Regions from separate parts of the Homo sapiens genome. Here region 2 is linked to region 1. A link is a loop called in an ENCODE intact Hi-C map of the cell type or tissue named here. Cell type or tissue: Caco-2. All regions are shown on one strand.

Region 1 (2,500 bases):
TGAGAGATAAAGGAGCCAGTTATCTGAACAATGAGAGGATAGCCTTGTCCAAATTCTGACACCTATCTCAGACAAACCTACACCTGTCCCAAAGAGCAGATGTGACAGTGATGTTGGCTCAGCCTAGGATGCCACACCAGGCCCAAAACCAGTGCATGCAAGTGGTATCAACAAAAATCCCCACTTTCTTACCTATTGTGATGAACAGGAACAAGAGTTCAGACTTCTGGTAAACCAGTTAGACAAACCAAGAAGTGCAGCAGAAAACAGTCCTCTCATTGAAAGCTCATGATTTAAAACAACAGATTTAATTCTGGCCACTGGCCCTGCCATGAAATGCACAGATGCTTAAAATGTTCAGAGTTTTAAGTGGCCTTTACCCTTCAATAAGCACTGCTTTCTTTCGGGCTCAAAGCATTGTTTTTCATCCCCTCTTCACTGGCCTGTGGGAATCAGCTGGGTAATGCTAAAACCATTGGGAAAGCCCAGGATCTTACAAAATTCAGCTAAATCTGGTGAAAGGTTAAATGTTCCCTTCCTAGACTGTCGAAGCAGTAGGAGCAGAGGGTCTCAAATTTAGGAGCTCCCTGATCCTGGCTACATTGCTCTGTGAGCTTGTGGTTTTGTGATTACTTTAGCAGCAGTTCTGAACTACAAAATTTTTAACGAAGCATAACTCTACTTCCTGAACCAAAGGCACCTGAATAAACCGAAGCAAGCCAATTCTTGAAATGTTGTCAAATTTGGTGGATGTCACATTTTTCCCCCTAGAGTAGCTTCATTTGATACCCACTTTAAACAAAGGCTCGCGACTAGCAGAAGTAAACACCAGTTCACCATGATTCTCTCTCATGCTCTCCATTCTGATGTCAGCTAGAGTATTTTTAAGATGTAGGCGTTCTTGTCCACACAATTTCTATTCATTTGGCATAGATACTGAGCAATTGTGAAAATTACCATTATTTACATTAATCGGGATGCAGAAAAAGTATGTACATCTGTTCATTTTCTTATCTCTTAAAATGCTCATTTTATGCATATTTGGATACAGAGGGTCGCATTGTTCATTCCCTCTCCTCTCCCTCCTTTTTCCTCCCCACCTTTCTCTGTCTTCTCTTCCCTTCATGTTACACTGCAGTGTCTAAATTTACCACTAGATGGCAGCAAGAATTAGAGCGTGTCTGGCAGAGATTCGTTAGCCTACGCTGAGATCTGCCCTAAAACAGCAAGATGCAAAACCTTGAAAACATAGGGGCTGTTTCCAAGACCTGGGCGGTGAGCAGGAGGGCATTTGAGAAAATGCCTGTATCCCTGATGACTTAAAAATCAGTCAGATACACACCTGTGTGGAATGATTTTGGTCAGACTGTGATAAACCTGGGTAAACTGGCTTCCTTTCGGCTTAATGAGCCCATGATTTGATGGAACTTATGTATCCGTTCCTTTGTACCTTTAATTCTTTTTAATTATGTTAAGTTTCATTATGTATAATTTCAAGTCAAACATATATTTTATTCCTATGAACTTCAGATAATTTTGTGAAGAATTTTTACTTTGAGTCTGTTTAAATTAGGATTCGGCAAATACTAAAGATTTTTGTTTGAAAAAACTACTTCTACTAGTATGTTTAAATAATTAAGAGTAGAGTTTTCAAACTCTGATAACTGTACTGTAAGACAGATAGATAGGTAGATAGATAGTTGATAGACAGATGAATAATCTCCCAGATACTTCCCGTATATCTCAAATTCGGGGATTATTGCAAAATAGCTAGGATTCCAAACCAATGTATACAAAAGCAACAAAATTGAACATAAAAAAAGTTAAAGTACACACATTCAGACTTGCTGTTTTTCTGAAACTGTGTATAATTTCAATTTCACTGTTCTCATAGGGTTCTCAGTAAACCCTGAAATTTGAAAATAATCAGTTAGCTCCAAAAATCTAGAAAAAAGAGATAAAAACATCTGGCTCTTAACTCTCTTTTTAAGTGATGTTAATATTGGTATAGAGGGGCTGCATTCCCAGTAACAGTGTCTAGGAGGTTCTGGAAATCTTTATGGAATGGGTCAAGGTCAGAGTTTTATATATTAGCAACCAGATGAGACATGTAATGAAACACATTTGAAAACAAGGAGAAAAAAATGGTTTAGTATGACGATACTACTAGAGGAAACAGAGGTTTTGTTTTTATCTCAGAGCCTTTTCCTCACAAAGTGTCCTACAAATTCCCCTCTGCTAATTGGAAGTTGCTGCCAGGCTGTGATCCCCACTTTCCACCTCAAGGAAACTGCTAACAGTCTGTCCAGAGCCAGCAGAGTTTTGCTGTTTTGCTCACTTTGGGTTTGGAGCCGCTATAGATGCACAGTGAACAGCCTAACATGGAGGAGTCTGTCCTTTCAAGACCTTCCTGATGAAATTCCAGATCACTACTTCTCTCCACCTGTCAGAGCTCCGTGCCATGAATGGCTTCTTTGAAGGAAAGCCTAAGCTGATGGGA
Region 2 (2,500 bases), 310 kb after region 1:
GCACAGCAAGAGCATATGCAAGTTATTGCGGGAAAAAAATAACTCTTTGGAAGACCAAGTGATGTGGAGTGGCCAGAGTTGAGACATTGAGAATGAATGAAGAGAAAAACTAGTTGAACTCCATGAACATATACAATTATTACGATTATTTGTCAATTATTTTTTTTTTTTAAAAAGGACTAGTCAGAAATAACACTGAAAGCATATTCTGAGGTCAGATCAGGGGATGCCATTTCCCATCAAGTTAGGTAGCTCCCATTTGTGCTATAGGAAATTCACCAGCACAGGGTGTGTGTGAGTGTGTGTGTGTGTGTGTGTCTGTCTGTGTGTGTGCCTGTCTGTGTGTGTGCTGCCTGCTGAAAAATTAAAGGTAGAGAGCATTGAAGTAACAGTAAGAGATACATGTTTGTTTTTATTTTAGTATACATAAGAAGATTCAACATTTAGCTTAGACGTATAGTAAACTAATTACATATACTTATGTCACTCTTGGGTTGAACAGTGTCCTTCTGATCTTGGGATTGGTGTGGCTCTCTAGGTCAGGTTCTCATTTTTGCCCTTTCTTCTTTCGGGAAGTCTTCTCTCCTGCCCCTGGTTTGGGACCCATGGCTATGTTCTCTGGGCCAGCTGCAGAGTTGTTATATAGAAAGAACTCTGGGAGCAATAATGGAGACGGGACTGAGGGGACAAATAGAGGAAGAAAGGCTGGAGGTGAGGAGGCTAAGGAGGTGAGGGAAACTTGATTACAGACTGCAATGTAAAAGGACACGCATCATATTTGTCCTAGAGGGTCCCCAAAAAGAGAATCAGGATCTACTGATGAAAACCAAAACCCAACAGCTGCCTAAAGATGGCAACAGAGCATCTTGATTTGTCATTACAGCTCATTAGACGAAAGGGCTTAAAAAGTTTATTAGTTATCTACTGCTACGTAATAAATTCTCTCAAAATGCGGTGGTTTAAGACAGCAAACACTTATTATCTCAGTTTCTGTGGGTCAGAAATTCCACGGTGGCTTCATTGGGTGGTTCTTTAGCAGGCTCTCCGATGAGATTTCAGTCAAGATGTTGCCATAGACTGCTGTCACCTGAAGGCTCACTCAGATCTCTGAGGCCGTTGGCAGGAAGCCCCGGTTCCTCAGAAGCAGCTGTTGGGAGGAAGTCGCAGTTTTTTGCGAAGTGGGCTTCCCCACAGTGCTGCTTGAGTGTCCTCATGACATGGCAGTTGGTCTCACCCAGAGGGAGTGATTCAACAGAGAGCCCAAGGAGGAAGCCACAATGCCTTTTTGACCTAGTCTCAGAAATCAGACACTTTCACTTCTGCCATAAATTTATTGGTTGGAAGCGAGTCTCTAGTGTTTGGCTCACAGTCAAGGGCAGGGAAATTGAGTTCCACCTCTTGAAGGGAGGAGCATTCAACAAACTATGGACAAAGCACCTGTAACAAGGTCACACAAGTGGACTTTGAAAGTTCCTTCATACCTGAGATTCTCCGATTCTATTCATGAATCAGTAGACAAAGGGCAAACCTCAAAAGTGTCTGTTACTTGAGTCATATCACCTTGGAAGCAGCCCACTGGAGCTCTGATAACTAATGTATTTGTCAAGAGGAAAGTCTACATAACGGCTTCCAGGAAACTCCATCAAGTGGCAATGAGGTTCGACTGAAAACTGCTTGTGTGGTGTAATGAGAACATTATTTACAATTTTGAGAAAAGAAAGTGGACACAGAAAAGGCTACAGTAGGAGATTGTGTGATTATATTATTCTTGGGACCAAAAAAGTGATTAACAATACACAGCAGTTAAGTTTTTTTTTTTAATTTTGGAAATTGTTTTATTTGGATGTGTAGAAAAGAAAGACTTCTGAGCTTTCCTCGTTACTAGAAATTACTGAGCTCCAGAAGCCATGAGTTTATAGTTATACTCTTATGACAGTGAAAAAGTCATAAAGTCATGGGAAGTCATGGTCCAAACACGAAGCAAATTAATTTATAGCCTGATTTGGAGCAACTGATAGAAAGGAGAATCCACTTGATCTTGATGACTGAAATAGTCCCCTTTTACAGGCAGAGGTTTATGACAAACCCTGATCTTTATGGGTCCAATCTTCTGCTTCTAGGGTATGCAGTGAGCACTATTTATACTATAATCTTGATGCTGTTAATGCTGGTTACTGACATTATTTAGAATCAATCCCTGATCAAACTATAGAGATAAGTACAGATATAAGAAGGCAAATGTTAATAATCATAACAACAATGGTATTGTTGACAGAGGTTGAGGTGAGGTAGGAGAGTGAAGGAGGAAGAGAAAAGGAGAAAAGCGAATGCTATAGGGTCTGAATGTTTGTTTCCTCCAAAATCCATGTTGAAACCTATTCCCCAATACGGCAGTATTAAGATGTGGGACCCTGAAGAGGTGATTAGGTCTTAAGGACTCTGCCCTCATGAATGGATTAATATCTTCATAGATTAATGGGTTATCATGGGAGTGGAACTG

The links. A loop is a pair of places that touch in the nucleus more often than their neighbours do. Peaks named below come from ENCODE experiments on the same cell type or tissue, not always from the same donor. Only the 100,000 strongest peaks of a DNase experiment are listed, where the experiment ranks them.
Region 2: a loop joins it to region 1, with 2.6 times the contacts of the local background. A loop is called at or near these places in 2 of 110 quality-filtered maps.

What each region holds. Positions count from the first base shown.
Region 1 is chr20:13,118,545-13,121,044 of GRCh38, forward strand. All of the region lies in intron 8 of SPTLC3 (serine palmitoyltransferase long chain base subunit 3), which reads left to right. It also overlaps a transcript of TASP1 not described here. Among named protein-coding and RNA genes, the nearest start is that of ISM1, 100 kb to the right of the region's middle. In Caco-2, a CTCF peak has its summit at 1,186 (motif pointing right); a DNase peak (open chromatin) is centred at 1,187.
Region 2 is chr20:13,429,318-13,431,817 of GRCh38, forward strand. The region is part of intron 12 of TASP1 (taspase 1); the gene reads right to left. Among named protein-coding and RNA genes, the nearest start is that of ISM1-AS1, 190 kb to the left of the region's middle. In Caco-2, no CTCF peak of the experiment used is centred here; a DNase peak (open chromatin) is centred at 1,564.